Regions from separate parts of the Homo sapiens genome. Here region 1 is linked to region 2. A link is a loop called in an ENCODE intact Hi-C map of the cell type or tissue named here. Cell type or tissue: tibial artery. All regions are shown on one strand. Each heading gives the region's core, and the rest is flanking DNA. Links, peaks and the distances in the headings are about the cores only. Region 1 holds the start of ALDH3A1 (aldehyde dehydrogenase 3 family member A1). Region 2 overlaps ALDH3A2 (aldehyde dehydrogenase 3 family member A2).

Region 1 (12,336 bases), core at 2,490-10,489, 87 kb after region 2:
GCATCCACACTGTGGGAGTGCCCAGCAAGGGTCTAATCCCAGCTCTGCCACTAAATGGCTGTGTGACCTCTGGCCTGGGTCACCTTTCTCAGGCCTCCATGAAATAGGCCGGTGCACCAGGTGACCTCTAGGAACCTCTAGGCTCCCAGGTTAAGTGTGTCTGATGGATGGCACGCAGAGGCCAAGGTCCAAATGGAAGAGGCTAATGGGAGGCTGCCGCCCGGGCTGCAGGAGGTGGTCCCTCCTGAATTTGCTGGGTGAGTGTGCCCAGCCCTGGGGCCCAGAGGGAGGCAGCAAGCTCAGCCCCAGACTCACCCACGCCCCCGAAGGGCAGAGAGTGCAAGGTGATGTGGACGATGACATCGTTGGCCGCCACCCCACCACTGGATGTCTCTGCAATCATCTTCTTAATCACCTGCACCAGGACCCAGCCACTGGCCTCAGTCTCCTGCCCACAGGATGCCCCAGCCCCCAACCCGACCCTGCCTGGGTATAGCCTGGAGCCACAAGGACAGGAGCAGGTGGAGGCAGAGCCTTAGCCTCCATCTCCTGCTCTTCCTGCAGACCGCGTGGCTGTCAGCACCACATGAGCAAAGAGTGACAGCAGCCGCCCCCATGCCTGTGTGCAGGGCCCTGGGCAAGGATCGCTCATTCAGTGCCCTCAGGTGATGCTGCTGTCCTGATCTTACAGACGAGGTGAAAGGAGCTCAGAAAGATCCAGTGACTTGCCCAAGGTCACACAGCCAGAGAACAGTGAAGCTGCAGTTTGAACCCAGGTCTGTGGGCCCCAGGACCCTGGCAGAGGGCACCCCAGGCCCACCACCCACCTTGTCGTTGCTGGAGAACATGTAGAGGGCCAGGGGCTTCTCACGCTGGTTGATGAACTGGATGGCCTCCTCCAGGCTGCGCACGCACACGATGGGCAGCACAGGCCCGAAGATCTCCTCTTGCATCACCGGGGACTGGGGGTCCACGTCCGTGAGGATGGTGGGGGCTGAGGCAGGAAACAAGCCAGAGTTGGACGGCGCAGAGACCCCCACGCGGATGGAAAGTGCAAGCACCTAGACCCCTGCTCCAACCCTTTTCCAGGCAAACCTGCCCAGGCTTGGAAAAGGGCAGGGACGAGGCCTCAGAGAGGTACCCTAGGCACCTGCGTCCTGGATGCCATCTGAGCAGACCACTGGGGACAACTATAGGTTAACCTGTACGGAAGGACCCGAGATCTGTCTCCAGGAGCAGGCACTGCACCTGCCGGCCACCTGATGCCCTGCCAGAATTCTCTTGTCTCCTTGACAAACTCGGGGCCAAGAGGGTCCCATCTGGTGACCCACAGCCTGGGCACTGGGGGCCCCTCACGGCTGGGCACACCTGGGGCTCCTGTGGCTTCTGCTGTCCCTGCTCCTGCTGCTTCAGAGGGGCAGGGAGATGAGGCCCCTCTTTCTGGGCCTTTGCTGGGAGAGGGGATTCTGAGGTTGAAGCAGGGGCTGTCCTCAGCCCCTGCCTGCTGGAGTCTACCGCAGGCTCCCTGGTGAAAGCAATTTATACCCATCCCGAGGTCGTGTCCGCTTATCAAGCATCTGTGCCCACTTGCTGTGAACTTGCTGGGGACCCCTGCAGCCTGGGCAGGTGGGCTGTGCTCTTCAGGGGTCACGCACCTATGTAGCGAGTGGCGGCATCCCCGGTGCCCCCATAAGCCACCTTCTGGCCCTCAATCAGGCCCATCACCCTCTGGAAGTGCCGGGCACTAATGATTCTTCCATAGTCCCGGGATTTCTTAGCATCTTCCCCGTAGAACTCCTGTGGAGAAGAGGTGGGGGCTTCGGGTAAGGACGCAGAGCCTCGTCCTGCCCAAAGGCTGCACAGACACAGGCCAGCAGTGTCTGTCTTTGGGTGGTGGGATTCTGGGTGGAGCTTTTTTCTTCTTTATGCTTTTTAATCTTTTCTAAATAATCTATAGTGAGTGTGCATTATCTTTTTTTTTTCTCTTAGAGACAGGGTCTTGTTCTGTTGCCCAGGCTGGAGTGCAGTGGTGCAATCATAGCTCACTGCAGCCTCAAACTCCTGGGCCCAAGCAATGCTCCAGCCTCGCCGTAGCCTTCTAAGTAGCTGAGACAACAGGCATGCACCACCATGCCACCATGCTTGGCTAATTTAAAAACATATTTTGTAAAGATGGGATCTTGCTATGTTACCCAGGCTGGTCTCAAACTTCTGGCCTCAAGTGATCCTCCACTCTCTACCTCCCAAAGTGCTGGGATTACCGGTGTGAGCCACCATGCCTAGCTTGCATTATGTTTATATTAGAAGAAAATAAATCCAGTGTTTCCAAATCTGTAGAAGTTGGTTAAGGGGCCAGGCCCCCCTTGTGCCTTACAGCCTCTCATCCCACCCTGCCAAGGGGTCAACACTCACTTTCAGTGACTTCTTGAGCTTCTCCACAATTTGGTTCTGGATCGAGGGGTCACAGAGGATGTAGTCAGGGGCCACGCAGGTCTGGCCACTGTTCATGAATTTCCCCCAGGCGATGCGTCTGTGAGAATCCCAGACTGGACTAAATCCAAAAGGTTCCCCAGGAGTTGCATCTCGTTTTGCAGACCCCTGAGCTCTCTGGTCAGCAGAAGCCATCGGCTGTGACCTTGCCACCAGTGAGTCCTCCCAAGCGGTCTGCTCACTTCTAGACACTGGACCGAGCAGACCCAATGGCCCTGATCATGTTCACCGGCGACTGGTGGGGAATTTCTAGAGGACGTCTGTTGAGGGCAACCTCCGTGCTCCCTGATCACGCCCTTGTCCTGCACAGCCAGGTGTCACTGCTACTCGGGCCCCCCTACATCTCTGGGGCCACAGATGTGGGATATGGAGGTGGTCAGAGCCCTGGCTAGGGTCAGGAGGTGCAGATACGGGTTCTGCCCCAGACCCCGAGCAGCGGTGGCCCTTCTCCCCTCTGGGCCTGCTCTCCAGAACTCAGATTGCCCTGCCCCATCAGAGGGCTGAACCCAGTACAGTTCCTTGTGTCCTGAACGTCCCACAGCTGCTTTTTCTGCAGCCTCTGCTTGGAGTACCACTTCCCCAGTGATGCGCACTCAGCAAACAGAGCTCAGCCTAGACCTCTCCCCCTCCAGGAAGCCTTCTGGGACTCCCCACACGTCTTCTGTGCATGTGGTCCCCACCCCTACCCCCATGTAAGTTTCTGCAAGGACCACTGCTCCATGAGGCAGGGGGTGTCTGTGTTACTCAGAGTGGACCCACAGCATGAGGTGCAGTCATGTGTGCTTGGAAAGCAGAGTAAGGACTGCTGCAGCCAGCAGGCCCGTGCCTCTCACCGGCAGGCCACGTCCAGGTCACAGTTCTTGTCCACGTAGCAGGGACTCTTCCCTCCCAGCTCCAGCGTGACAGGGGTCAGGTGCTTGGCAGCAGCCGTCATGATGATCTTCCCCACCCCCGTGCTGCCCGTGTACAGGATATGGTCGAACCTCTCCTTGAGCAGCTCCGTGGTCTCAGGGACACCCCCATTGATTACTGGGTACAGATCCTTCCATGCAAGGAGAGAGGGGAGGCTCAGCAAAGACCAAGCCCCTCCTCGCTCTTGCAAGTGTGGGTGAGTTGCAGTGGCCAAGACCAGCAGCCCCGAAGCTCAGCACCCCACCTTGGGCGGGGGGTAGCAGTAACTGGCAGTAGACCGCCTTTCCTGGCCCAGGGGCTCTGTTCACCCCAATGAGAGAGGGCAGCTGCTAAGAACAATCCTCAGCCCCACCAGTAGCTTGGCCCCTTGCTGCAAGAATTCACTATTTCTCACCCCCCAAAGACCTGGCCCTAGCTCAGTTATGAGGCCATGGAGTTACGAGGCCCTGGAGGGCAACTCACCTTGTCCAGGTACTGGGGGATGATGGTAGCCAGCAGGCTCGCCATGTTCTCACTCAGCTCCGAGGGCTTGAGGACCACTGAGTTCCCTGCAGAGCACACCGAGCCAGGCCTATGCCCAGGGTACTTCACCAGAGGCTCTGCCCTCCCAAGGACCACACCTGAAGCCTCCCCTCCATTGTGTGTCCTCGGGACAGTGGATGGAAGAGTTGTTAGCAAACAAGCACATGTCACGGGGCACACCCAGGAGCACGCACGGGCACATGACAGAGGGACACACACGGGCACACGCTGGCCAGAGCTGCACCACCTGGCCCTCTGAGTTGCTGAGATGTTGGAGGAAAAGCAGAAAGGGGAGAGAGGCTCTGGGGGCCCGGTTGGTAGAACAGCGCTGGCCCATTCTAGGAAGGAAGCCCTGATGCATATTAGGTGACAGAAGCTCCAGCCCCCCAACAGGGGTGGGGGAAGGCAGGCCCTCTCTGTATCACCAGGTGTGGACACCTGAGCCTGACTGGACCTCAGGCACCAAGAGGCCTGGCTAAACAGCTTGGTCCCCACAGCCTCCTGTGACAGACCCAGCAAACCCTTATCTGACCCCAGGACTCTTAACACAGGCCTGAGCCCATCCTGGCTTGGCTCCACGCTGGGGGACGGTGCTCCCCCAGCTTCCCTTCCCACAGGGCCATGCACCTGCAGCGATGGCGCCCACCATGGGCTGGATGGTGAGGTTGAAGGGGTAGTTCCAGGTGCCAATGACGAGGACCACGCCCAGTGGCTCCGAGTGGATGTAGAGCTCGTCCTGCTGAGTCTGGGGCGTCTTCTCCACGGGCTCATCCGCGGCCCACTCAGGGAGCTTCTGGATCATGTACTCGATCTCCTCTAGGACGTACACCACCTCCTCATAGTAGGCGTTCCATTCATTCTGCAGCGACAGAGCCGGAGTGAGCTTCCAGGGCCAGGGCCCGCCTGCAGCTGGGGCGAGTGGGGAGCCCCACTGCTCAGCTGCCAGGGTGATGGGGGTCACTCACCCAGCCCAGGGTGGGGGCAGCCGCAGAAGGCTCCCAGGGGAAGCAGAGCCAGGATTAGCCGTTGGACCTGTGGGTCTGAGAGGACCCCTTTCTGCCAGAGGGGGGCCCAGGTAGGTTTGCGGCCCCAGGGGAGAGAGCCGGTGAAGGGACCAGGCATGGGCAACGGAATGGATCCAGGTAGGGGGAATAGAGCCGGGCAGGGGAGAGTAGATTCAGGCAGTGGGAATGGATCCGGGGAGGGGGGGATGGATCCGGGGAGGGGGGATAGATTCGGGCACTGGGAGCTGGATCCGGGCAGGGTGGAGGGAGCCAGGCCCTTTAGTTGTCTGGAGGGGGATGCAGGACCAAGGGCTGCTGGGCGCTCAGGGCCTCCTGTGGGGAGCAGGGGTGAGAAGAGGAGATGCAGACGGCGGAAAACGCGTCTCTTTTATAAACTTGGGCTGTGAAGAGCAACACAGAAGCTGTAAAGTCAACAGAATGGGTTTCCTTGTTGTTTCTGGTTTAAGATGAGAAGTCCTGAGCCATTTCTTGAAAAGTGCAGTAGCAGGCCCGGCGCTGTGGCTCATGCCTGTAATCCCAGCACTCTGAGAGGCCGAGAACTCCTCCTGAGGAACTCCTGAGGGCAGGAGTTCAAGACCAGCCTGTCCAACATGGCGAAACCCTGTCTCTACTAAAAATACAAAATTAGCCGGGCATGGTGGTACACGCCTGTTGTCCCAGCTACTGGGGAGGCTGAGGCAGGAGAATTGCCTGAACCCGGGAGGCGGAGGTTGCAGTGAGCCGAGATCGCGCCATTACACTCCAGCCTGGGCGACAGAGCGAGACTCTGTCTCAAATAAATAAATAAAATAAAATAAAAATAAAAGTGCAGGAGCAAAGAGGGTAGTCGGTGGGAGGATGGGCTCCGGAGCGCTGGACCCCAGGCAGCATGTGGGGACAGCAGGGGGCTGCGAATGCAGAGGTGTCTGGTCTTGCTCAGGGTGAGGGACGGAACAGCCCCTGTGAGAACTGGGAGGGAGGGGAGAGCCCCCCATGCCCTCCGGGGTGCCAAGCTGCTCTGGTTCCTGGTGTGGAGAACCAAGTGGTCCTGCGTGGGGCTGAGGAATGGGGAGGACCAGAAGTTCAGGGTGTCGGGGCAGCAGGAAGTTGAAATGGGGGACGCTGCGGGCGGGACGCGGAGGCCGGGCCAGGAGGAAAAGGCCAGAGGGCGGAAGAGGCGGCGGGGGCGCGCGGGGCGCGGCGGAGGGGAGGGCGGTGCGCCCAGTCTCCGCGACCGAGGGGCCAGGTGGCCCCAAGTCCTTCCTGAACCTCTCTGGGTCGCACTCTCCCCAGCCCCTCCCCCCACGCCCCATCGCATGGCCCCGACACTGGCAGAAGGCGGCCGCCCAGCCTGAGCACCTTGTGCAGGTCTGCGGCCAGCGCGCCCACCAGCTCCTGCTCCTGCTCCTGGATCAGGCGCTGCAGCGCCTCCAGCTGCTGGATCCGGAACTGCAGCGGACGGGTCCTGCCCGAGCTGAAGGCGGCGCGGGCGCGCTTCACGGCCTCGCTGATCTTGCTCATGGCGCCTGGGGACAGAGAGCACCTGCAGCTGGCTGAGGGGCACGAGCGCGCCCTGCCTCCCACCCTGCCTGAATTCTATAGGAAGGGACTTCCCTGGGCTCGGCCTTGGGGAAAATGGCCTTTCCGCTGGAAGGTCCACTTTCTGCCTCGCCTCCTCTCCCGCCCCTCACTCAGACGCCTGGGCCCTGGCTGCCTTGCTAGCCCCTGAGAAGGTGACACCCGCCGCAACCCGAGTCCTAAGCCGAACTGCTGCTGGGGGCTCTTGGCAGCGTGCTCGCGGCAGGGCCTTTCCCGGCCTTTTCCGCTCCCTTACTTGCTTGCAAAGCTGATGGCACAATCCCAGACCAACACCCCCAGAGCTCTGCACACGCAGTCAGCCACTCTCCAGATCAGATTGGAGGGGCGCAGTCCGCGATTCCACACCCAAGCCGATAAAGAAAAACCCAGCACCACCCTCCTGGCTAAGCCATTGTTCTAAAAAGCGCTGGTTTCTTGGCAGAGCTGAACCAGGCTTGGTGTGTAAACCACGCGTGCCACACCTGGGAGACGCACGCCCATGCCCGCCAAGGATTCAGAGAGCTGCAGATTTCCACAAAGAGGTGTGGAGGCGATTCCTGCTACCAATACACGAAAGTATAGTGGCAAATCGGGATGGCCCTGCTGGGGGCAATTTGGCAATATGTGGCAAAAGTTTTTCAAACATACTTCTCTGTGACGAAAAGGTCCTACAGCCTTTCCTAAACATTCACGAATAAGAAAGTCATCACTGTTTTCTATAACAGGGAAGTATTGTAAACATCCCAAAGATCCGAAAGAAAGGAGACAGTTTAAATGACTCCTGTCACACCCACGTAAGGGTTTACTGTGCAGTATTTAGGGATTAGGTGGAGCAGGCTATTCAGCATGTTTGTAGGGGCTCTCTCTGCACCAGGGGTGTCTCAGGCACTGGGGATAAGAAAGAAAACAGGTTACAGGCCGGGCGCGGTGGCTCACGCCTATAATCCTAGCAAACACTTTGGGAGGCTGAGGTGGGCGGGTCACCTGAGGTCAGAAGTTCAAAACCAGCCTGGCCAACATGGTGAAACCCTGTCTCTACTAAAAATACAAAAATTATCTGGGAGTGGTGGCAGGCACCTGTAGTCCCAGCTACTTGGGAGGCTGAGGCAGGAGAATTGCTTGAACCAAGCTGAGAGGAGGAGGTTGCAGTGGGCCGAGATTGGGCCATTGCACTCCAGCACTTTGACCGGGAGAATGGAGCCATAATCACAGAGTTCTCCTATTAGATTAGTGGTAGGAGGTAAGGCAAGGTTAGTGAGATTTGCTAGAAGTCAAGAGGCTGTCAGTGGAAGCGGTATTTGAAGGCCTCGGGTAAGTAATATAATTACTTTCAGCGAGACTCCATCTAAAAAAAGAAAAAGAAAGAAAGAAAGAAAGAAAAACAGAAAACAAGTTACAGAACAACAGATGTACCAGGCGTGTGCATGTGTGTGTGTGCGTGTGTGTGTGTGCGTGTGCGTGTGTGTGCATGTGTGTGTGTGCGTGTGTGTGCATGTGCGTGTGTGTGTGCGTGCGTGTGTGTGCATGTGCGTGTGTGTGCGCGCGTGTGCGTGTGTGTGTGGGCGTGCACGCTCTAACATGCAAGAAAGGACTAGAACGGTAGCCCCCGACACGATGAGACAACTGATGGGGGTGGAATTATTGATGATCTGTTTTCCTCTTATGCAATGTTTGACTTTTTGCAATGAGCTTGTATTTTTTAAATTTTGGTGCGTTTTAAGATAGGCACTACATGCTCATGAAACAAAATGTAAAATATAGCAAAGGGGCACAGAAAAAAGTCTGCCTCCCTCCTCCCTGCTCCATCAGCTGTCAGGTGCTGCCCCACAGAGGGGCCACTGTTACCAGTTCCTTACTCCCCTTCCTGAGATACTCAGCCCACTTGCAGACCCGGCATAACTTTTAACATCAGCAGAAATAGGGTATTTCCATTTTTTTAAAAAACCCTATATATCATATGTAATATATAATTATATTGTATATAGATATATGGTCCTGCCTACATTCCAGCGAGTGGCTTCCAATCCTTCCTCTGCCTCCCCTCCCCATAGGCTGACCCCTAATCCCAGGCTTTCTGCACAGGGAGGAGGGACCTGCTGGCATTGAGGGTGCTCTAAGCCTGGCCCTTCCATGGTCCCTCCCTATGTTCTGATAGGAGGCTGGGAAAGCCCCCTCACTGGGACCTCCTCAGTCCCATGGGCCAGGCCCCTCCTGCTGACCACAACCCAGGAGAGAAGGTCCCGCTTCTCTCCCGAGCCTTGTACGGTCAAACCAAGGCAGGCAGCCCAGGTGGGAAGAGCCTGGTGAGCGTGGGACGGGATTGGCCTTGCACCCCAGCATCGCCACTTGGAACTGTGGTCTCTGGGCTGGACGGCCTTCCCAGGACTTCCCCGAGAGACAGGTTAACAAAGGTGCCACTTCACAGAGATGAGTGGACACCATCACGTCGCAGCTGCACCCAAATGGGAGCTGCTGCAGCATGCACTGGGGGCCTCCCCAGAGCCCGTCGCCTCACACCCCACATTCCTGCACCCCGCTCCTCTCACCTGTGCCAGTGTTGACTTTGCCCCCCAGTGACACCTCCTCCCCTCCTCATTGCCTTCCATCCTCACAAAAGCTCTGTAGTGATGCCCATGAAGAAGAAACGGTTATGAGTGCATTTTACAGATGAGGAAAGGGAGACTGAGAAACGTTTAATGCTGTATCTGATCTCACAGTTAGCAGGTGGCATGTCAGGGTTTGAACCCACATGCATCTCTGTCAGCAGCTCATGCCTTTAGCACTCGGCTCTGCTGCCTTCCTTCCAGTCATGGAGTCTGACGGCCCATCAGGGCCTCTCACTCCACGGCCACCTTGGTGTCCCTGCTCCGCGGATCCCTGGGACCTCTGCCTCCTGGTTTGGGGGATGGCAGAGCTGCCAGAGGTCCAGGAGGATGCTCCAGAGATGATGGTCCCAGAGGCAGGGACCCCCTGGAGAGATGATGTAGGACTCTTGACACTTAGGGCCCCGGCTCTGAGTGCAGACTCCACCTAGACAAGAGAAAAAATAAGGAATGCAGGGAAGAGGATTACCTTTGACACAGCCTCTCCCGGTAACTGGGGCTCCTGGAACGGCAAGAGCCAAGAGGGGACGTATTTAAGGACCCTGCTTCCCGTCCATTGAGCCCTTGGAGTTCCTGCCCAGGAAGTTTGCGTGACAAGAAAAAAAAATATTCAAATGTGGGGTGTGGCGTCCTCTGGACCTCTGCTCCCTACAGCCCAGGTTTTGGGGATTAGGTCCCGGGCTGTTTGCTTTTGTTCACTTCTGAAATGCGAGAATGTTTCTGAAGGCTTGGGCAGGGCACATCTCCAATCTTCAAAAGAGCCTATGTTTGCCCTGGGCGTGGGGGCTGCTGATTGATTCAGCCTGGCATGGAGCTCTTCCAGCTTTCCAGACTTGCCGCTGCCAGATGCGGTTCTCTGAGTTCTCTGGTTACATAAGATCGGCAGGGCTCAGCCACGAACCACAGTGAGAGCATGCAGCTCCCCCGAAACGCACCCCCAGCCACCGCTGCCCCGGGCCCTTCACATCCCCCAGTGTGCACAGGGCCCCATTGAGTCAGAGATCCTAACCCTGGGGAGCCACAGGCTGGGGACTTTTGATGGGGGTCTCCAATCCATAAATCTGCTCTCTCGTTGAATAGCTGAGAAGAGGGCCAAGGGTCTGTGTGGTCACCGAAAACCAGAGATGCTTGGGAAGGAAGGAGTCTGGAAAAGCCGTTCCCACGCTGTCTGATCAATGTTCGCTGGGCTCCTGCTCTGCACCACGCTGTGGGGAGGAGGCAGGTGTGGAACAGACTCTCGGCCCCTCTCACCAGGCGCTTCCCGCCACCCTCACCCGCCTGCAGGCAGACTGCTTACCAGCATGGGGTCCCTGCTTCCCATTTCATTCGAGGAAAACACAAGGTTCCGGTCCTGGCCTACGAGTCCTGAGGATGTGCTCTGGCCCTCCTGCTTCTCTCCACCTGGAGCCCCCTTCCCCTACATCCACCCACACGGCTACGCTCCAATGTGCTGTGGAAAATAGCACAATGCTGTCGTCTTCCTCCATTATTTTTTCTCTGGAGCGTTTATATCTTGTTTGCTACCTGTCCCTTAACTCCTGACAGCTAGAATTTGATTTGTTCACTGCTGTAACCTCCATACAGCATTTATAGTAGATGCTCAATAAATATTTATTGACTGACAAAATAAACAGGAAATTTCAAAATAATGTGAACACTGTAGTAACCAGGTAGGCAGAGGATGCTAGAGGGGCTGGGGTGAGAGTCCGTGGGAGGGAACATCATCTGAGCTGAGTGAGAAGCATTTGGGCAAGGAACAGCAAGGGGGCTGGAAGAGCAGAAGCAAAGGCACAGAGGCTGGGAACGTTATGTCACGAAAAAGTGCGATGTGTCCACTGTTGCCAGCAGGAGGTGTGGAGGTGAATGACTCTCCTGGGGCGGGGGCTCACGGAGGCCTGTGGGCCAGGCTGGCTGTGGGGGTGCAGGGCGCTGAGGAGATTATCAGACAGACAAATGTCTGCTATTTTTTGTTTTAGAGAACCCCCTGGACAGGGCACAGTGTGAGAAAGGTCTAGCCCAAAGGCTGCAGCTTCCAGCAATGCAGGCAAGAAATGACGAGACCCCCAAATAAGACTAACAGAATGGGAAACATTCCAGAAACAGCAGAAAGAAGCATCTGCAGGACCTCGCACCTGTGCAGGGGCTGGACTGGGTGGTAGGTGCAAAGTGGGGTGCCTCCTGAGAGGGGAGAAGACCGAGCCTGTGCCAGCCTCTCCCCTTTTCTGGTGGCAGCAGCTGATTATCTTTGCAGGCAACCCCTTCCTACTTGGTGAGATGATCAACCAGGTGCCTTCTCCAGGCCAGCCATGGGTTGGGGTGGGCTCCCCATGAGGCCTCCCTGACTCTCCTGGGAATTTGGATCTTGAGTAGAGGGCAGAATGCAAGGCCGAAGGCCATTCGGAGCTGACTTCTTGTGGCAGCGGCCCTCCCCTGGGAGAACCATGGAAGCAACTAGCAAAAGCCAGCAACACAGCATTGAGTACACGAAGTGACCAGAACAGTGCCTGGCGGGCCGAGGGCATCCTGGAAAGGTTAGGTGGTGTGGGTGTCATCAAAAGTGGCAGCAGTAGTGGTGGAAGCGTCAGAGCAAGGAGCCTAAAAGCAGTTCAAATCTACGAAGAACAAAATCCTTGTTTGCGTGTTTGGGTTTTGGTTATAGTTTCAGTAGTGGCAAAAGTGTGGGAGTGTGGGTTGTGCTAGAAACTTGCAGATACTTGCTTTTCAGATTTTCTTTTTTCTTTTTTTTTTTTTTTTTTTGAGACAGGGTGTTGCTCTGTTGCCCAGGCTGGAGTGCAGTGGTGCCATCACGGCTCACTGCAGCTTTGAATTCCGGTGCTCAAGCGATCCTCCCACCTTGTGACTACAGGAACCCACCACCATGCCTGGCTAATTTTTAAATGTTTTGTAGAGATGGGTCTCATTATGTTGCCCAGGCTGGTCTCAAACTCCTGGGCTCAATTCATCTTCCCGCCTCAGCCTCCCAAAGTGCTGGGATTGCAAGCATGAGTTAATCTTTGCAAGTCCTAATACTCCATCCCCAATGCCTCATCCTCACCTGGGCTGTCACTCACTCTCTCTCTCCCAGGCCACTGTTCTTGCCCTCTACCTACTCTCCTTGAGTCAGGCTCAGCTGCCTTCTCCAAGTGGCTGCCAGAGAGACATGCGGACGATAAGGACCTGAGCATGTCTCTCCCCTGATTCACATCCTTGGGTGGCACCCCCTTGCT
Region 2 (9,897 bases), core at 903-8,902:
CAACCTTTGCCTCCTGGGTGCAAGCGATTCTTCTGCCTCAGCCTCCCAAGTAGCTGGGATTACAGACGTGTGCCACCATGCCCAGCTAGTTTTTGTATTTTTGGTAGCGATGGGGTTTCACCGTGTTGGTCAGGCTGGTCTCGAGCTCCTGACCTCAGGTGATCCGCCCAGCTTGGCCTCCGAAAGTGCTGGGATTACAGGTGTGAGCCACCATGCCCATGTGTCTGGAATTGGTGGGTTCTCGGTCTCACTGACTTCAAGAATGAAGCCGCGGACCCTTGCAGTGAGTGTTACAGTTCTTAAAGATGGTGTGTCCGGAGTTTGTTTCTTCTGATGTTCGGACATGTTCGGAGTTTCTTCCTTCTGGTGGGTTCGTGGTCTTGCTGGCTTCAGGAGTGAAGCTGCAGACCTTCGTGGTGAGTGTTACAGCTCTTAAGGCGGCGCATCTGGAGTTGTTAGTTCCTCCTGTCTGGAGTTGTTCATTCCTCCCGGTGGGTTCGTGGTCTCGCTGGCCTCAGGAGTGAAGCTGCAGACCTTCGCAGTGAGTGTTACAGCTCATAACGGCAGTGCGGACCCAGAGTGAGCAGCAGCAGCAAGATTTATTGCAAAGACTGAAAGAACAAAGCTTCCACAGTGTCAAAGGGGACCCGAGCAGGTTGCCGCTGCTGGCTTGGGCAGCCTGCTTTTATTCCCTTATCTGGCCCCACCCGCATCCTGCTGATTGGTCCATTTTACAGAGAGCTGATTGGTCCGTTTTGACAGGGTGCTGATTGGTGCGTTTACAATCCCTGAGCTAGACACAGAATGCTGATTGGTGCATTTACAATCCTCTAGCTAGACATAAAAGTTCTCCAAGTCCCCACTAGATTAGCTAGACACAGAGCACTGATTGGTGCATTTACAAACCTTGAGCTAGACATAGAGTGCTGACTGGTGCTTTTACAATCCTCTAGCTAGACATAAAAGTTCTCCAAATCCCCACCAGATTAGCTAGATACAGAGTGCTGATTGGTGCATCCACAAACCCCAAGCTAGACACAGAGTGCTGATTGGTGCATATACAATCCTCCGGCTAGACATAAAAGTTCTCTAAGTCCCCACCCGACTCAGGAGCCCAGCTGGCTTTGCCTAGTGGATCCCACGCCGGGGCTGTGGGTGGAGCTGCCCATCAGTCCAGCGCTGCGCGCCTGCACCCCTCAGCCCTTGGGCGGTCGATGGGACTGGGCGCTGTGGAGCAGGGGGCGGCGCCCATCAGGGAGGCTCGGGCAGCATGGGAACCCACCAGGGGCGGGGTGGGGGCCTTGGGCATGGCGGGCTGCAGGTCCCGAGCCCTGCCCTGCGGGGAGGTGGCTGAGGCCCGGCGAGAATTCGAGTGTGGCGCTGGTGGGCTGGCATTGCTGGGGGACCCGGGGCACCCTCCTCAGCAGCTGGCCCAGGTGCTAAGCCCCTCATTGCCCAGGGCTGGCGGCGCCGGCCAGCTGCTCCGAGTGTGGGGCCCATTGAGCCTGCGCCCACCCAGAACTCGCTCTGGCTTGTGAGCGCCACGCGCAGCCCCGGTTCCTGCCTGCGCCTCTCCCTCCACACCTTCCCACAAGCAGAAGGAGCCGGCTCCAGCCTTGGCCAGCCCAGAGAGGGGCTCCCACAGTGCAGCTGTGGGCTGAAGGGCTCCTCAAGCGTGGCGAGAGTGGGTGCCAAGGCCAAGGAGGTGCTGAGAGCGAGCAAGGGTTGCCCGCACGCTCTCACCTCTCACCCAGCCTATAAGAGTACTTCTGCTTTCAAAAAAGACATGTCTGTGGCATGAAAACATGCCACACATACACAAAAAGTGCCCTCCTGAACTAGAGGGCAGATCCTCACACTGACTTAACATGCTGGCATTTAAGAATATCAAGAACTGAATAAAGAAAATGATCTGCCCAACTGCGGGTAGTTCATCTGTCTGAGTCAGAGGTTCTTATGCCTTCCTGGGGAGGAAGTTATGATGCCGCGAAGAAATTGGCACTGCTGAGTTCTACATGCAGTTGCTACAGGGAGGAGTCTTCATTTAGCTTTAAGCGAAATACAGCTTAAAAATATCTTACCTGTATTCTGTACATCAACTTGTGATGGATTGAGGCCAGTTCTGGTTCTTGGAATGATATTTTTCTCTTTGTTAGAGCCATTTTGTTCTAATAGCTGTGATGATCCAATCAAGAAAGATGAAATGGAAGACAGTGAGATGTCAAGGATTGAATAGGACGTAGAACCAGAAGATAGAGGTTGAAGGTACCGCTTTGCCCCTGACCAGGGGTAAATTCTTCAATAACTGACTCTGTCCGGATAAGGAGGATAATAATGCTCTACCAGCTTCAGTTACCGTGTTAGGGGATCAATAATATATGCTATGTAGATTAAGCCATAGAAAAGTTAAAGCTTGAAACATTTGTTGGGCAGCTGAACCATGAAGTGAATGAAATTAATTCGCCTTCAAGTGGAAACATGAGATCCACAAGCCAGCTTTTACTTCACACTTCCACCTTGGAGTCTTGAATACCTCTCTGTCTTCCTTGCTTGCCATCTGTTCTCTTACTTTTGATGCTGTTATTGTCCAAGATGTTCTCTCTTAGAATAGCTGGTAATGATAGCACAATGCATAGATGGGCTCAGTCCACAGAAGCTACGTGAATTCTCCCAGTAACAGATGAGGAAATTGAGGCTCAGAGATGTTCAGTAGCTTGCCTAAGGTTGCATAAGCTAGTGAGTGGCAGAGCCCAGATTCAAACCAGATACACTTCAAAAGCAAGCGCTCTCAGCTACTGTGCCGGATATACCATTCATTCAGAATAGCGTGGGCTAAGCCCACTCTGTGTTGTGAGACAGAGAACATTCAGACTAAGACATGCATGACCTGTCCTGTGGGAGCCACTCTTCACCAGAGGCACTTCTGCACACACCCGCGTCTCATGCATTTTCCCTGGTCAAATTCAACCATTTGTTCTCCTTAGTGTCTTTGTTGCTGAGCTCATGTAAAAAAACACTGGAGTCTCCAGATTAGTTCTATGTGGGTTCATGCTTCCCAGATGCCATCGGACTGTGTGTTCTCCTCTTGTCCTTGGTCAGTTCCCTCTCCCATCCCTCACAGGGACTGGTCTTGACACTCTCTGGGTTTTACTGAATGTTACATGTTTATGTTGAAGAGATTGCTGATGTTAGACGTTAGGATTTATTTGGCAGTGCAAGAGTTTGTGTTTCTCTTTCTTTGAGGATCTCTATATTGTTATTAATGGTGGTGTTGAGGAAACCACGGAGCTCCTGAAGCAGCGATTTGACCACATTTTCTATACGGGAAACACTGCGGTTGGCAAAATTGTCATGGAAGCTGCTGCCAAGCATCTGACCCCTGTGACTCTTGAACTGGGAGGGAAAAGTCCATGTTATATTGATAAAGATTGTGACCTGGACATTGTTTGCAGGTGAGTCTGGCTCTCTGATTTTCTGAGGTTTTCCCAGCACAATGGAGACTTTTCCTGACAATGTTACTCTTTGTACTTGAACCCCATACCTTATGGCTCCAAGATACATTATTAAGCTTTGGTGGTTGATGTCCTCAAGAGTAACAGGAGTCTTTCACTGTCTCTTGGCGCCACTGTCAAAAATGGTGAGCTGTAAGTCCTGACATCATGTGGTTGTCCTTAGGAATTTTAAAAAAGTTATATCTGTTCTCAAGATTACAGCTAGATCTAGCAAGAAATTTTAACGTTCTTCTGGCCAGTGATCTGTGAAGTACATAATCCAAAGTATTGTGTGTGCCTAATAAAATCTTTAAATGCCCATTTGAGAGGGTATTATGCTGATATCTTAACTGAGATCCTTTGTGGGCAAAACAAGTGTTCCTCATTTTTTAACTGTGAATAACATCTTGCATCTGAAAATTAGAAAATAAGAGGTTTCAGGTTCTCTCTGCTAAATCCGGTTTAGCTACTAAGAAGTGCCAAATCATAGAACTGACTCTGTGCTCTGGGTGGTGTGGCTTTCTCTGCCCTTCAGAGATTCCAGGTCAGGGTTCCAGGTTGGCTTCCTAAGTAGAAATCCATTTGTCAAAACCAGACACCCTCAGTTAGTGAATGTTTAGGGCATGGGTTTCTGCCCATGCATAGGAAAGGTCTTCCCAAGTGGGGCAGGGCTCCACAAAGAGGAGGATGGCCTTGGAGGCTGGCTGACATCCTGCTTTATACCTGAACATCTTGCAGGCAGAGCCAAAAGCCACAACCAGGAGAGTCTGTACCGAACTCTGGTCATCCAGGACTTTCCTTTGGCTGGACTGGAAGAGGGGAAAGGACATTGGGAGGCTGTTTCTCCTCTTTTCCTGCAGCAGGCAATGGCTTCACTGTTTACCAAGTACTGTTTGCCGTGAGCTGGCCTGAGAACTTCCCTGCTATGTAAAATATTCCACCTCATTTGGAAAATACTTTCTAAGTTCCAAACAACTGATTTAGAAATGAGTTTTTAACTTTTTTATAAAAATTGCCAGATAAATATATGAATCTATTTTAGTTGCAAGACATTCAAACAACACAATGTAACAAATGAATATTTGACTGAATTACTGAATTATATAGCTGTTCTGGATGTTTTCCCCTCAGACGCATAACCTGGGGAAAATACATGAATTGTGGCCAAACCTGCATTGCACCCGACTATATTCTCTGTGAAGCATCCCTCCAAAATCAAATTGTATGGAAGATTAAGGAAACAGTGAAGGTTTGTATTAAAAACATCTGATTCCACTGATTTTAATAAGATAAGGAGTCAAATTAACTATTCGCAGGCAGCATCCCCATTTGTTTCTCCCTTCAGGAAAATTTCAAAATCATATGTGACTCAGTGAACTTATTGACTAATATGAAAATGCTATGTGTACCATAGAATATATGCTGGGAGCAAGGTTGCATTGGTGTTAAATCTACTTAAACTGTCTAGTTGATTTGTTGATGATTAGTTGTGGCATATACTTTTTTTAAAAAAGTTAAATAATCGTGTGTCCGTGGTTTTGAGGGAATGTTGCCAACCCTTTAGGTATAATCAGAGAGACTCTTTGGCATATTGGCCATTGCTGCTGAAGGTTATCAGTTTTTGTGTATGTAGAGGGCCTAGGGTGGCCAGTAGTTTGGAGGAGTGACTTAATTAAATAACTACTTACAGTATACCCTTTATATAATTAACAATCTTTCAGCGTGTTTAAAGTAAATATTTGCAGTGAGGGAACCAAGGAAGACTGCATGTAGAGTCCTAAGCCAAGACTTGAAGAAATATAGGATTTAAGTTGGTAGAAAGGAATGGGGGCTGGGCACGGTGGCTTATGCCTGTAATCCCAGCACTTTGGGGGGCCTAGGGGGGCAGATCACTTGAGGTCAGAAGTTCAAGACCAGCCTGGCCAATATGGTGAAACCCTGTCTCTACTAAAAATACAAAAAAATCAGCCGGGGATGGTGGTGCATGTCTGTAATTCCAGCTACTCAGGAGGCTAAGGCACGAGATTTGCTTGAACCCTGGCAAGAATCGCTTGAACCCGGGAGGCAAAGGTTGCAGTGAGCCAAGATCACGCCACTGCACTCCAGCCTGGGCGACAGAGCAAGACTCTGTCTTTAAAAAAAAAAAAAAAAAGAAGAATGGGATGACCAAATGACCAGTGTGACTGAGTTCAGCAGTGGGTGAGGATCATTAACCCCTCAGATGAAAGAAATTATTGGAGCAGTCACTGTTTACTCGACAGATGTTAATTGAGCACTAAAAGGAAGGATCAAAAACACCAAAGAGTAATGCATGTGATCTGAAAATGAAAATTGTTGGCCAGACATGGTGGCTCACGCCTGTAATCCCAGCACTTTGGGAGGCCAAGACAGGTTGATCACTTGAGGTGAGGAGTTAGAGACCAGTTTGGCCAACATGGCAAAACCCATCTCTACTAAAATTACAAAAATTAGCCGGGCATGGTGGCACGCACCTATAATTCTAGCTACTTGGGAGGCTGAGGCACAAGAATTGCTTGAACCCGGGAGGTGGAGCTTGCAGTGAGCCAAGATCATGCTACTGCACTCCAGCCTGGGTAACGGAATGAGATTTTATCTCAAAAGAAAAAAAGATATGAAAATTGTCGCCGTTGTGGTGGTTCACTCCTGTAATCCGAGCACTTTGGGAGGCTAAGGTGGGAAGATCGCTTGAGCCCAGGAGTTCAAAACCAGCCTGGTCAACATAATGAGACCCTGTGTCTACAAAAGAAAAAAAGGTTAGCTGGGTATGGTGGCACATGCCTGTAGTCCCAGCTACTCAGGAGGCTGAAGCCAGAAGGATCACTTGAGCCCAGGAGTTCAAGGCTGCAATGAGCCATTATTGCATCACTGTGCTCCAGCCTGAGTGACAGCATAAGACTCTGTCTCAAAAAAACAAAAAAAGAGAAAATTGGCTGGGCACAGTGGCTCACTCCTGTAATCCCAGCACTTTGGAAGGCCAAGGCAGACAGATCACTTGAGGCCAGGAATTCAAGACCAGCTGGGCAACGTAGCAAAATCTTGTCGCTACAAGAAATACAAAAATTCAGGTGTACCGGCGTGTACGTGTGGTCCCAGCTACTTGGCAGGCTGAGGTAGGAGGATCGCTTGATCCTCCTGGGAGGCGGAGGCTGCAGTGAGCCAAGAATGTGCCACTGGACTCCAGCCTGGGTGACAGAGTGAGACCCTGTCTCAAAAAAAAAAAAAAAAGAGAAAATTATGTACCAGGAAGTTCAGGACAATAGTTCACTATGTGTTCCAGGCAGAGTAACTTGGGGGATGAGGTGCTAGGGTCTTGACATGGAAATTGGACTATCATTTTTAGTCATAGGACTAAAAATGGATCCAGATGAGCACATGAAGGGAGAGTTGCCCAGATTCAGGGTATGTGGGAAGAGAGAGTGGTTAAAGATACTTGTGAGATTGAAAATATTTGGGAATTGGAGAATGCTTAGTTGAGTGTGGTGATGAATTCAATTTCAAAGGAATAAGGGCCTCTGCCTCCCTTTGAGGCATTTATACTCTTAACACAGTGGTTCTCAAGCTACATGTTACCCTAGTGAGCCATTTAAAAACAAGTTTGCAAGCCTTACCCTCCAAAGATTCAGCTCGTCTGAGGCCTCCAGGTGATTCTATGATGCATTCAGCATTGAAAACTACTGTTGGTGACTCTCGAGTCAGAGCCCAGGCACATGCATTTTAGCAAGCTGCACCAGTGATTCCGACCACCCAGACTTGAGAATTGCTCTTGGTAGAGGTTGGATGAACAATGTTCATTTTGATTTGGGATGAAATTGGGAACTCTCACAAGGCTTTGAAGTGATGCAGCAATTCAGTAATTTTGTTTGTTTTACTAAGTAAATATTGATTGTATGATTATTGACGTTCTTTTACCTTGGTAATTTACCAAAGCTGTATTTTGATCCTTCGGGTGGTTTCACCATCATGTGTAAGTGGTGGAAATACCAGTTCAAAGAAGACCAAAACAACAAAGTGGAGCAAAGATTGGCAAATGGTTTCTGTAAAGGGCTAGATGGTAAATATTTCAGGCTTTGCAGATGTTAGGGTCTCTGCTGTAACTACCGAACTTACTGTAGGGGGAAAGCAGGCACAGCCAATGTGCTAACAAATAGGCAACTCTGATGCAGAGCAAGACTTCTTTCCCCAGCCTGCTCCCACTGTCAGCCCCAGGAGGTGAAGGCCTGTGGGTGGACTCTAAGAGATCCATAAGAACCTTTGGAACTATGGACAATGACAGATCTCTGTGTGTGTGCATGCTTTATTTTCTGGTCCTCGACCTGCCAAAAAGCTGAAACTTGCTACTATCATACTACTGTTAAATTACTTGAGGGGTGGGGTGTTAGATTCTGTGAGGATATAAAACCAGATTGATTTTGGGGCATGGCTGGATTTTGTACTTACTGAAATTGAATTGTGGGTCTTTGTGACATTTATATACTCCTGTTGTTTTAAATAGGAATTTTATGGAGAAAATATAAAAGAGTCTCCTGATTATGAAAGGATCATCAATCTTCGTCATTTTAAGAGGATACTAAGTTTGCTTGAAGGACAAAAGATAGCTTTTGGTGGGGAGACTGATGAGGCCACACGCTACATAGGTAATGGAAATTCTCCTTTTCCTATGGGAAGATGGCAATTTGGCAGTTTTTGCTGACACTACTTATTAACACTAGATAAACTATTAAATATATAGCATTTAATTGTTAAAGTACTAAATCCTGCTTTCTGGTATACTGTACCTGTAGCTTTTGTTATAAACTATTTAAAATGTCTGTGTTTCTGTGTATTGAATGATGCCACCAGCGTTGCTCCAGTTGTTCATATTTACACATAACTCCTTTTTTCCTCCTAACAATCCTGAGAAGCAGAATAGAACTTGATGTAATTATCTGTAGTTTGTGGATGGGAAAACAGCACAAAGAAGGAAATAGCTTGGCCACTATTCCACAATTAACCAGTGACGGTACCATTCCAGAAATAATGTTTTGGTCCATCATGCTTGACCTTATTATTTGTGTACCTTCTTTGTGCTTTTTCTTCTTTGCCTTGAATATGTATTACTTTGAATGTTAAGCACATTTTTCTACAGTAACATATAAGGTGACAGAAAAATTAGACACATTTTGCTGGCAAAGAAGCTGCACCACCTAGCTTTACTTATCCCCTTTATCAGATAAGATGCTATAAGTCACCAAAAAAAAAAAAATCAACTTTAAAAAAAAAAACTTAAAAATGAAATAATAAGCAGAATTGATTCTCTTATAATTAGCAGTCCCGAGGTTCTCCTGAGCTAGATAATTCAGTGGCCCCGTGGTACCATCAAAAAACCCTGATTCTTTGTACTAGGATGCAAAAGAAAACAATCCTTGTGCCTTCTATCTCTCTTGGTGGCAGCCCAGATTGAATTGGGGAATACATCTGTAGAAAAAAGAGAAAACAGACTCTACTTGTTTCACCTCTCTGTTCTCCCATCCTCAGCATGTCCACATTGCCTATTTCTAGGCTAATGAATGGTAAGAGGAAGGGGCTATCCTGATTAGCTTATAGACTAATTAGGACTTTCCCCTGACTTCGAGCTGGGATCATCTTACCTGAGCATGGCTATGCAGAGGAAGTAGACACTCAGCCCAAATTGTTTCTCTGACCTGAGGAAGATGTGGGCAATGGATTTGGAGTGGCAGTTTATATACCCCCTGGAAGTGGTGCTGCAAGAAGCTGTCCCCAGCCACATTGCCAAGATAACCTATTAGAAACTGGGGGTAAAGGAAAAGTGCCAACTTGTTATTGTCAGATGACTTCTCTTTTGGTTGACGAGCCAGTTTCTTACTTACAGCATCTTTTGGAGTACTGCTAGTTGGTGACTTACATTGGCAGCAGATGCTGGGACACTTTGTCTAGCCTCCCCAGCATCTGTTTCACCCTCCTTTCTTGTGCCTCTTCCCCATGGTAGATGGAACAGTGGACTAAGGTTTAGGGAATTTTGACCATTTAAGTCTGTTTTCTTAATCTGTCTAACAGAGTTATAATAAAGGTTAATGAGATCATATATATGAAAGCACTCGAGTTAAGAAAAATAGTATTGATTTGATTCACAGAGGAGCTGTCTTTGCTCCTAGAAAGACCTGTCCATTCGAGACCAGCCTGACCCAACATGGAGAAACCTCATCTCTACTAAAAATACAAAACTAGCCGGGCGTGGTGGTGCATGCCTGTAATCCCAGCTACTCGGGAGGCTGAGACAGGAGAATCACTTGAACTCCAGAGGCGGAGGTTGCAGTGAGCCGAGATGGCACCATTGCACTCCAGCCTGGGCAACAAGGGCGAAACTCCATCTCAAAAAAAAAACCTG

What was found. Hi-C counts contacts between places; a loop is a spot of excess contacts. Peaks named below come from ENCODE experiments on the same cell type or tissue, not always from the same donor. Only the 100,000 strongest peaks of a DNase experiment are listed, where the experiment ranks them.
Region 1: it touches region 2 in a loop (4-fold over the local background); 43 of 110 quality-filtered maps call a loop at or near these places.

Annotation. Positions count from the first base shown.
Region 1 is chr17:19,738,681-19,751,016 of GRCh38, forward strand. It overlaps ALDH3A1 (aldehyde dehydrogenase 3 family member A1), which reads right to left and starts at 9,618. Exons shown (of 11, transcript NM_000691.5): 1 at 9,579-9,618; 2 at 6,288-6,454; 3 at 4,552-4,783; 4 at 3,865-3,950; 5 at 3,324-3,532; 6 at 2,413-2,530; 7 at 1,656-1,797; 8 at 828-994; 9 at 316-415. The coding sequence starts at 6,449. RefSeq lists a silencer at 6,208-6,267 and enhancers at 6,327-7,294, 11,575-11,854. In tibial artery, for the core only: a CTCF peak has its summit at 6,379; a DNase peak (open chromatin) is centred at 6,387; H3K4me3 peaks cover 1,148 bases; H3K27ac peaks cover 1,914 bases.
Region 2 is chr17:19,653,123-19,663,019 of GRCh38, forward strand. ALDH3A2 (aldehyde dehydrogenase 3 family member A2) reads left to right here. Exons shown (of 10, transcript NM_000382.3): 4 at 3,244-3,452; 5 at 4,623-4,740; 6 at 8,005-8,146. It also overlaps the pseudogene LOC124900397. Among named protein-coding and RNA genes, the nearest start is that of ALDH3A2, 9.3 kb to the left of the region's middle. In tibial artery, for the core only: no CTCF peak of the experiment used is centred there; no DNase peak of the experiment used is centred there; H3K27ac peaks cover 592 bases.